2 separate regions of the Mus musculus genome follow, and region 1 is linked to region 2. A link is a loop called in an ENCODE intact Hi-C map of the cell type or tissue named here. Cell type or tissue: left cerebral cortex. All regions are shown on one strand. Links, peaks and the distances in the headings refer to the core of each region. The heading gives the core; the rest is flanking DNA. Region 1 holds the start of Tfap2a (transcription factor AP-2, alpha). Region 2 has its middle 29 kb from the start of Gm40924.

Evidence for each region. A loop is a pair of places that touch in the nucleus more often than their neighbours do. Peaks named below come from ENCODE experiments on the same cell type or tissue, not always from the same donor. Only the 100,000 strongest peaks of a DNase experiment are listed, where the experiment ranks them.
Region 1: it touches region 2 in a loop (4-fold over the local background); 4 of 42 quality-filtered maps call a loop at or near these places.

Annotation. Positions count from the first base shown.
Region 1 is chr13:40,731,197-40,736,573 of GRCm38, forward strand. It overlaps Tfap2a (transcription factor AP-2, alpha), which reads right to left and starts at 2,599. Exons shown (of 7, transcript NM_011547.5): 1 at 2,474-2,599. The coding sequence starts at 2,524. Gm26688 (predicted gene, 26688) reads left to right here. Exons shown (of 3, transcript NR_125899.1): 2 at 2,215-2,584; 3 at 2,826-3,966. In left cerebral cortex, for the core only: a CTCF peak has its summit at 2,798; a DNase peak (open chromatin) is centred at 2,906; H3K4me3 peaks cover 613 bases.
Region 2 is chr13:39,891,653-39,897,029 of GRCm38, forward strand. No RefSeq gene overlaps it. Among named protein-coding and RNA genes, the nearest start is that of Gm40924, 29 kb to the right of the region's middle. In left cerebral cortex, for the core only: a CTCF peak has its summit at 2,685; a DNase peak (open chromatin) is centred at 2,698.

The DNA.
Region 1 (5,377 bases), core at 107-5,106, 840 kb after region 2:
TCGGACCTAAAAGGCTAGGGCAGACCTCGGGATGGAGCGGGGGTCGCGCGCCGCGGGCTGGAGCTCCCGGGACCCGCTGGCGGCTGCCCACCGAGTTCTGCGCCTGGGAGGTGCTTCCCGCCGCTCTCCGGCCGCGGGATTCTCTGTTGCGCAGCGGGGCCTGGGACTCGGGACTCGGCTGCCCGCTGCCTCGCTGATCCTCCATGGCCCGGCGTCCCGCCTGGGAGCAACCCGCCCGCTTCGCTAACCCTTGTCCTCCGCCTGGTCGCGAGCCGCCTTCCCTAGGACCTCGGAGCCGTGAGCCCGTCGGCTGCGGCTTCTCCGATCTCGGTTGGTCCCCGGACCGGGTTCCGGGAGCGGGAGCCGGAGCCGGAGCCGGGACGCGGCCCCGGGCGCGCACAGACGCGAAGCGGCCCAGCCTGGGCGCCTCTGGCGAAGGCTCCTGGCTCCCTGCACAAACCCGTCGGACTGGCTGGGCCACTCCTGCCGACACCCCCTAGATGACAGAGCTAGCTCTCCCCTCGCGTCGCCACTGCTAGTCGGCCCGCCTGGTTGTCGGAACAAGCGGCACCTCGCCTCTTGCGTGTCCCTGCAGAGTCTCAGCCAAATCAGACAACTCTAAGCCCGCTCGGGAACCCGAAATCTCCGCTCCAGAGCTGGCTATCCCGCTGATACCAAAGTTGTTGAGATTGCCCAGACTTTTTTTTTTTCTTCTTCTTCTCTCCCATCCCGGTCTCATCACACCCCTCTCCAACCCCTCTCTCATGCGCCTTCAGAGTCCCTCTGGGGGGTTCAAGTTCATCTCGCGCCCTACCCTCGAGTTTCCTTTGGTGTGTTGAGCCACACTAAGATTCTTAACGCTTCCACTCAGGGCGCTTGTACCCCGAACTGATTTCGGGGTTCCAAGAAAGTGAAAAAACCATCAGCTAGAGAAGGGAGCCCAGATCCCTAAGGGGGAAAAACTGCTCTTAAAGAGTCACAGTAGAACCTAGCCCTGCCGGCAAAAGTCACCCTTAGTCTAGAAAACAAAGCTGTCTGGTCCTACATGGGGTTCCTGGGCCCCTCTCGGCGCACCACAGGAGTCCCCAGAGAAGCAGGGATATTGGTAGGGATGCCTGTCACCTGGTGTCCCAGGTTGGGAGTGGAGAGGGATAAAGGGAAAGACGGAGAGGAGAAAGGCGAAAAAACCCAGCATTTTAAAAGAAAAGGGGGAGGGAGCGGGTGACACTTCCCTCACGTAAACCCAGTTTCTAATTTCGAGTGAAGTCAGAATTTTTGCCTCTGCGCGCCCGCGAGCAGACGTTTTAGCCGGAACCCCTAGCTCCAAATGCCGAAAGGGGGGGGGGGGGAAGAAAGAAAGACAGACAGACAGACAGACAGACAGACAGACAGACAGAAAGAAAGAAAGAAAGAAAGAGAGAACAGCGAAAGTCAAGGCTACTACAGATTTGGATAATCACGGGCTTCCCACCCCTCCGTCACACCACTCGCTGATCAGCCCCTTTCAGTGGGGTATGAAAAAAAAAAAACCCACACACACACAACAGGCTGAGGCCATCCCTCCCCCACCCCCCGCACAAGCCGTTGGTTCTTTTTTCATGCCTCCCTGACTGTCCCAAAAGTTATGCTCTGAGGCTCTGGGTTTTAAAATGGGTTCCCAAGGGACGGCCCTCTCTCTGATCCCAGCGGACTATCGGCAACTGGAGACGATCGGCTGTCGCCCCAGGATTTTCAGGGTCCCGCCGCTAAGCACTGGCAGGTAGAAGGGGGATCCCTCCCCCGTCCCCGACTCCCAGAGGCCGGTAACGCACCCACACCCAACCACCACCACGGGGTGTGTCCACCCCGAAGCTCGGCGGGAGAAACTCCTTAGAACTTCAAGGACTATAGCAGCTAAAGAGTGACACCAAGGGCTGACGTGTGGGCTCCCAAGCCGAACGTGCTTTACAGGTCAGGGCGAAGTGTGTGCGCCCTTCTCCAAATGCAAGAAGGGAACGTCTTTAGGGAGAAAGAAAAGAATGAATGAAAAAGGGGGTATTAATGTCAGGGAGGGAGTGAAAGGGGGGACATGGTTTTATTTTCTTCCTGCTACTGTAGGCACCCCCAGGATCTCGCTCAAACACACCAGAGTGCACAGGCACGTGCCCAGTTGCCAGCTTTTTTTTTTTTTTTTTTTTTTTTAAATCCAAGCTCTTCTCTTCCTTCCACTCTCAGGCAGAACCAAAAGTAACCAGGAGAAAAGGGGAAAGAGTGGAACACGAGCTTCGAAAGACAAAAGTGAAAGAACCGAGATCCATGTCCACTATCTCCAGCGTCTCCCCTGTGCTATTCGGGCGACATGGAGGGGTGGGAGCTGCGCGGGTGTTAAGTTTGTCCCACTCGCATTTCGCGTGGAGAGAAGGAGGAGGAGGAGAGGGAGGGTCGATCTCCAAGCCTGTGGCCGCAAGGATGACTGAGTCGGCGCCGCGCTTACCTCGCAGTCTTCGTACTTGATATTATCCGTCAGTTTCCAAAGCATTTTCATGGATCGGCGTGATCGGATTTGCCCCTCTGCGCCTCGCACCCCAGCGGAGCTACTCTCTGGGTTAGCGCAAAGTGCGGGCTGCGGGCGGTGAGCAAAAGAGGAGGAGGGGGGGAGGAGGAGAGGAGGGCGAGGAGGAGGAGAAGGGTAGGAAGGGGGAGGAGGAGGTGGAGGTAGAGGAGGAGGAGGGCCAGGAGAAGGGCGAGGAGGGAGGAGGAGAGAAGGGTTAGAGAGCTCCCGTGTGCGCTCGGAGATCTCCCTCTAATGGTAGAAACTTTTCCCTTTTCCTGCTCCTCGCGAACAGCCTAATCGCCTCATTAGCATATCAACAATAGTCCAATTGCTCGCCAGGACCACAATCTGCCGCCGGCCGCTCCGACCCAGGTATAAAGGCCTCTTCTAGCCGCTAACTTGCTCCTAGAGCACTTGCCTGCATGCCAGCCTGCAAGCCCAACAACTCTTCCTAGAGCTCCAGCACCCTCCCTGTTCGAGCGTCCCCTATCCCCAATTTCATCTCTTTCCCCTTCGCCTGTCTTCGGGTCCTGCTAGCCAAAGATGCTTTGGATAAAGCTCTGTACTACGCAGGGTACCAGCGGCGGCGCCTAGGGACCAACTTTTAGTACCCCACCTCCCACTCTTACTACAACCGCCACTATCTGCCTTTCGTCCCCGTCCGATTTTATTAGAAATCATTATCCCTTTCGCAATGAACCGTAGCCACCAAACCAGGACCAGCAAAGTCACTCCAAGAATTTTGCCCAACTAGAGATCGCCTCCGCTCACGGCTGTTACCCCCTCGGGCTGCAGCGCCCTGGGAGTTTTATTAGCTTTGCGCTCCCCCCTCCCCCCAGGTTGGAGATTCTGCCAGCCGGCTCCGGTGGCTCGGTTGGGGTTTGCGATCTCTTAATTGCTACGTGTAAAATAAAAGTTGTACCCTGAAGAGGTTACTCGACAGATCCGGGGGTTAAATGATTTTCCTCCGGTTTGTATGAAGCTGAATCGGACTGACTATTCATCCGGGCGTTTGGACTGTAAGGTTTCCCAGGTGCAACGTGGACAACAACACAGAATTCGGATGGGGATGCACAACCCCTTCTGGAGTGAGCCAAACCGCAGACCCATGAGCTCCTGCGACTCTCCATGCGGTGTCGTACATGCATCAAAATAAAACATTAGGAACCAACTCTTCCTGTGCAAATCGGCTCCAGTTTTCCCAAGATTCTCCTTTTTAATTAAAGAAGGACGCGACCCTTTATGACTTGATGTTACTAACGCCGGCGTTTTGGCGGCGCAATGGCCGGCTGGTGAAGAACCTGAAGGCAGGAGACACCCCTTCCCCAAGTTGGCCACTCCTGACTCCGCCCAGGGGCTTACTCACTCCACCGGGACCCTTCCTCCCTTACTGCAATTATTCTAAAGTAAGATATTAAAAAAAAAAAAACACTAAAGACTTTAATGTGACACTCTGATATAGAGGGATTTCTCTGGCTGAGTTTTCCCACTAGCACTTTAAAAAATATTTTTATCTGTCTTTGTCCTGCTAATTGTGGATCAACGACAGCAGATCTCCTCAGAGACCTCTGGTTCATCTGATTCTTTTTTCTTTGGTTTTTCTTCCTTCTTTTCTTTCTTCTTTCCTTCCCCCCCCCCCACCCCAAATGTCCAGGCCTCCTCGATTTCCATAGTGAATCCCTCATGGGGAAGAAGACATCGGCAAATCCAAGTGTTTGCTAACAGGTGGAAGAAAAGCAAGAGAAGAGAACACCAGCCTCCACTCAAAACTGTAGAGGTGCAATTCTCCTTCCTGAAGACCCTGTCTAAGCTAGAGTCTCTTCCCCGAAAAGCCAGAGACAAGACCAGAGCTGACAAGTGAATTCAAAGTCTCAAGGCCCTGGGTAACCCCTAGAGATGCCTTTCCACATTTAAGTAGCACTTTGGCTGATAGGTGTAGGAACTTGGCTTCCCACTCTGCCCAGGAAAAAAAAAAAAGGTCAATTTCTAAGTAAAGCTCCGCAAGGTTTTTCCCCCAAGCTCAACTGACCTGTAAAAAGGCTTAAAACCTAGAGCTCAGTCTCTGGGAGGGGCCAGCACCTCCACTTTCCCCAGAGGCAGCCACAGCCCGGTGCCCTATGACCTGTAGGCCCGCTCCAAGGCCTCAAAGCAGGGGTTTTTACGTCCTGCGGGCTCGCCAGGGTGCTTGCGGGGAACTCGTAAGTTTCGCTTTCTTTTCCTTCAGTTGTGACCTAGGGGGAAGGCGCTTAAGGGGTTATTTGCTCTCTAACCCGACCCCCCCCCCAATCCCCTCCCCTGTCCCCGCAGCTCAGTGCCGGCGGATCTCTGGCTCCAAATCAGCTAAAGGCTACTAAACTGTAGTTATACTTCCGCCAAGGGCACCATTGACGTGTAGATTGGGCCTGCCAGCTCTGGGCGGCCGCAGTCGCGGCCCCGCAGTGTGGGCGCTGATGAAAGGCTGGGGAGAGCGGGTCGGTTGGGTAGCCCCTGAGCCTGGGAAGCACACGCTTGCCTGAGCTTCATTACCACAACTCGTCTCTTGCAGTCAGTTCTGCAGCTGGGCAGGGGCCGTGGTTCCCTTGGATAGGAGCCTAGAGTTAGAGCTGAGGATACAGGCCTGACCTGGGGGGAATGAACTATACCGAGGCAGGGACATCGGGAGTAACAAAGAAACATGGGTCGGAATGATCTTCTGTTCTCTGATTGTCAACATCCACCGAGATGAGCGATACCCAAGTGGCCAAGCCTGGTAGATCTGTTCCCATAGGTCTCAAAACCACTGGCCCTCAGCCCCAGATCCAGGCCCTACAGCCATTTGCCAACTGTAGGCTCTCCCCGCAGCAG
Region 2 (5,377 bases), core at 235-5,234:
CTTAAGTGATTAAAGGTAAAAAGGATTCGGTTCTCCCTGAAGTGAAGACCTCTTTACATGCTGTAGGCCATAGTGACTATGTATTCATTGTCCATATTAAATCAACACTTTCAATACATACATTCTCTGGACTGAACACTTAATGTTTCTCATACAACATTCTTTCTTGTTTGTCTTTACTTTGGTCTTAGTTTAGTCTTGATTTAGTTTTAAGGAAGAAGCTCATTCTATAGGCCTGCCAGCCTCTAACTCAACAGCAATTCCACTGTTTCAACTTCCTAAATATTGGGACTATGGGTCAGTGCTACTACTCTTGGTGAAATTCTTATTTATTCCGCTCTTCTGATAAACTCTTAAGTTTAAGAAATATGCCAACTATGTTCAACATCTCTATCTGACACAAAAATAACACCTAACCCATTTTAAGAAATATGTTTTAGAAAGCTATGGATCATTCATGCAGATACCATTAGCTAGAGAGAGAAAAAGGTGACTTCTCTCCAGAAAAACATAATAATCTCTGAAACAGACCAAGAAGGACGGTGTTGATGTTTGCATGGGAGAGCGAGCCCCCAAACCCAGGCTTTACTAAAAGAACTCGGCAACTTTATATTTTCATGTCTATACAGCAAAACGGAGTTACTGGAGAACCACATAAAACTACAGTAGCTATAATGGCCTTCTTAAGTGGTCTGCTCGGGCTGTGATCAAAGGACATGTGCACATACTTCAGTAATTAGATGGGTTTATAAGGTGTGCTATTAAACCAGCGTCCATCTCTCTACTCTTCTTTGTCTAAACATTCTTAGTTTGCATTCCCCACAAGTGCAATGGGTTTCATAATGCCACTGTCTCTGAAGAACATGATGTCGTTGGGCCATATTGACCTCCCATTTTTGTCTATCCACACACTCCCTCTTCCTCGTCCCAAATAATCTACTTCCCATTTCCATGCTTTCACAGAAGAGAAGACTTCGCCTCTCACTTTCCTGAATCGGCCTCATTTCCTGCAATGTGCTGATCTACAAATGCTGTCCATCATCCTGGAAAGAATACAAACTCATCGAGCACCCGTCCTTTTATGTTTGTCCTTTCATTAAATATAGATTCTTTTCTCATATAATAAATATATCCTAATTACAGCTTACCCTGTGTCTACTCCTTCCAGTCCCTCCCCACCCCACCCCCTCCTCTAATCCAGAAACACTCCCTTTCTGTCTCTCATTAGAAAAGAACGGCTGCCAAGAGGTAACAACAAAACGTAACACAATAAAATATAATAAACAAAAGCAAAACCCATCACACTGAACGTGGGTAAGGCAAATCATCAGAAGGGAAATATCCCCAAGAGAAGCAGAGGCCATTCATTCAAACCCACAGGAGCCTCATAATGTGGCTTTCACACAGCGGACCTTGCACAAGCCCTTGTAGGCTCTGTACTTGCTACCTCAGTCTGTGTAGCTCCTTTATTTATTTATTTATTTATTTATTTTATTTAATTAATTAATTTATTTATTTAACTAGGGGAAGAGCTCAGGAAAATACTGCAGAAACCCTTAGGCCAACCAGAATGCTGGCCTGACTTTCCTTTTGACCCTGACTTGTTTTTTTTCCTCTAATGTCCTTGTGTGTGTCCCATTTATATAATTCTATTAATTATATATTATATAATTATAATATTAATATATTGTATATTACATACTGATATATAAATAATAATTATGTAATTATTATTTATTCATTGGAAATTTTATCCAAATGCTGTTTCCTGTAGTCACTAAACGTATCATTTACCTGCGTGAACCTCATGCATCACAGGTCAAATCACCAGTGACATATTTAATGAAGCAAATTGTCCAGCTATATTTCATATATTAAAACTTCAAATAAGTTCTTTGAAGTTTTAAAAGACAGGAAATGAAATTTTGCATGTTCCTTACCAGCTGTTACTTTTTAAAAATAATATATAAAACTCTTCAGAAAGCCTTTTTGCTTGTTTATTTATTTATCATTTATTTATTTTTATATGTCTGTCTGTTTTGCCTACATGTTTTTCTATGTACCACTTATGTGCCTGGTGTCCATAAGAGTAAGAAGAGGGCATCCTTGGAACTGGAGTTACAGATAGTTGTGAGCCTCCATCTAGGTGCTAGCAATTGGATTCAGATCCTTTGGAGGAACAGCCAGTGCTCCTGACGGCTGAGTATCTCACTGGTCCCCAGAAAGCAACTCTCAAGCAAATTTTATTCAGTCCGTAATAATGAATATACATCAGAAAGTAATTGAGTAGCCTGTTGTGCCTACATTTGTCTATTCTGCTTTCTTGTTTCCATCATCATCTCAGTCACAAAAATACTCCTGAAAGTTGAGTTTTAACCTAAAGGTACAATATAGCTTTTCTGTGTTGTTACTGAGACTTTGTGTGTAATAGGTATCTAGTCATTACTGCAATCAGCTCTCTGCAAGCAGAAACTGAGAATCTGGGATGTAAGATGCTCACTGGTGATTAATATTTGTAAAACCAAGAGGAATAGAACAGGAGCGAATACAGAGACAGCAAAACATTGAAGGAGTCCTTAGTTGTATCTGTCAACCAGGCAGAGAACTGTCAGAATGCCTCCTACAGGGCCCAAGTGCTCACACTTGTAATCTTTCTCTCTGTAGTCCTCTGATTTGAGCTATAGGGGGCACTAGGACCTCGGAATAAAGAGCCCTTTAAAGTTATGCAAATCACAAACACCTACCATATGGAAGTCCCCTGCAGCCCACACTCCCTGATGATTGGCACTCTACCCCCTTGTCCACCCACCTTGCCTGTCTTCTGATTATTGACGATGGAGAATAGTTAGACTGGTGAAGATTCGATTGTACATCCAGACATGACAAGGTCTGAGTGCTCGATGGACCCGGAAGGGAATTTACCTTTGATTTCCATGTCGATGTTGGCTTTGTCTTGTGTTATAGGCAAATGTATCTACTCACAGCCACAGCTGACAAAGAACACTGCTCCCCAGGAATATCTCTAGAAAGTTCTATGAAATTAGAACGGATTCAGTACTTGTTCACCCTAGAGGTTCAGAGACATACCAGGCTTTGAAGAGTAATTTTTCAAGAAAAGGTAGTTAGTTGTACTTGGGAAATTCAGGCAGGGTGGGATCTTGGAGGGAAAATCATGAGCAAAGTACAATGACATGCATGTATCAGAGCAGAATCCATTATCTTGTACATCAATAAAAATTAACTATAAGAAATGAGATTGATTCTGGAAGATAGAAGATACTCTAGACAAGCAGCAACTTTACTTTCTCTAACATAGCCATTCTTGAAGGGGAACAGGTATATTTTAGCTAGCTTTGCTTAAGATTTACATTATGAGATTATAAAGTAAACCCAGATATTGATACTGACCGTTACTAAAACTGAGTTATCTTGATATCCAAAGATAGACAGTCTTTTGAAGCACTCACCCGGTTTTTTATTAATAATCTTCAGATTTGATTTCCCATTCTGGCTGTGTTTATCAGAATTTTAGTCATATAAAAGCTCATATTATAATGATACCTAAAAATAGAGGTCTTAAAACCCAAAATCACCAATACATACAAATCCTGTAGCATTAATCCTGACAATTTTATAAGATGCCAACGTTGTAAATTATAATAGTTTCCATTATTAGTGTTAGCATTTTGTCTAAGCTCTGCCCCACAGTTACCTGGCAACATACAGGTGTATCTCACTATAAAAGGGGATGCTTGCCTCCTCCTCTCTCTTTCTTGCTCCTGCCTTCTTGTTCCCCTCTGTCCTCTCTTGCCCCTTCCTCCCTCTCTCTTCATTCCCTTCCCCCTCTCTCATGGCTGCCGACCTCTACGCCTATTCCTCTACTCTTTCTCTCTCTGCCTCTCCTACCCTCTTAACTACCCTCCCCATGTCCTGAATAAACTCTATTCTATACTATACCATCATGTGGATGGTCCCTTGGGGGGAGGGAGGGATGCCTCAGCATGGGCCCTCCAAGGCAACCCTTTCCCGCACTCCTGACTACACCTCCACCAAAACATATTCTCTCTCTCCTTATCTTTTTATAAACACATCAATCAGTAATAGGAACACTAGTGTTAAAAATGTACTGCTTAAATAATGTTAATTGTTAGAATAACGTTGTAGATACCATGAAAGTTACAACAAAAATAAAAAATCAAATGTAAAAGAAAACTCTCTGAAAAAGCATAATTCATATATGTTAATTTTATACTTATTTTATGATCAATTTGCATGAATAAACTTAGAATGCCCTATTCGAAGTAGGTATACATAATAGGTGTAACATGGTAAGATTAAAATTATTATAAATATTATCATTAATGAATCAAACATAATGAATATATACATACTTACATCTCAATATATATATTTGTGGACAAGATAAATATCTGACACCTATGCATGTTTCATAGGCCCGGCATGAATGCCTATATGGAATGGGCCTTAAATCCGACCAGAAAGCAATTATATACTCAGTGAGTATATTTTGCCAGGTTTGTCACTGTTTCAGGGTTCACAGCCACACAGGACTGATGACTAGGAGTGTGTGTGTGGTTGGTTGCTGGGGCTCCTAAGAGAGAAGCACGTGTTTCCCTGACTCTGAACCCCATGAAAGAGGCAGCGTAAAGGCTGACTGTAGGAGTCAGAGGAGATGGAAGTCAGCAGGAGAACATGGCTTACCTAATCAACTAACAGGGCTCACAGAAACGGAAACAGCAAGCACGGTGCCTGCATGGGGCTGAGCCGGGTCTTCTGCTGCTTCAGGAAACCTCGCTGATGACAAGACAGAACAAGATACAGTAAGACAAGGCAAATGCCCTCATACTCAGGCTGGAAAAGGAAAGCCAGCGGGAGGAAAAGTCTATAGAGCAGGCCAAAGAGTAAGTATAGTTGTGAGTAAATATTGCCAGCATTTTATTGTTAGGAACCATTCAGAATGAACAGATAAGAGCTAGAGAAACAAAACGGACCTCAGATAATCCTTGATCCAAGTGTTAGCTCTTGACTTGGTGCATCATAGGACATTAGTGTAGTGATTCATTAACAGAGCTGCGTATTCATATCAGCTGTGCGGTTTTACTCCAGAGAGCTGAGAAATCCTGTTCCTGGAGATTCTGGTCAGCTTTGGGGATATCCAAGGGATGGATTTTTTTTTAACAGTTCCCCATATTAAATTAGTACCTAGACATAAAGGAAGGTTACCACCCAACATTAAACATAAAATTAAGGCCACCAATAATGGAAGATTCCACTGTATGTCTTTAATCCCAATACTGGAGGCAGAGGCAGGCAGATCTCTGAGTTCAAGGCCAGCGTCGTCTACAGAGCAAGTCAC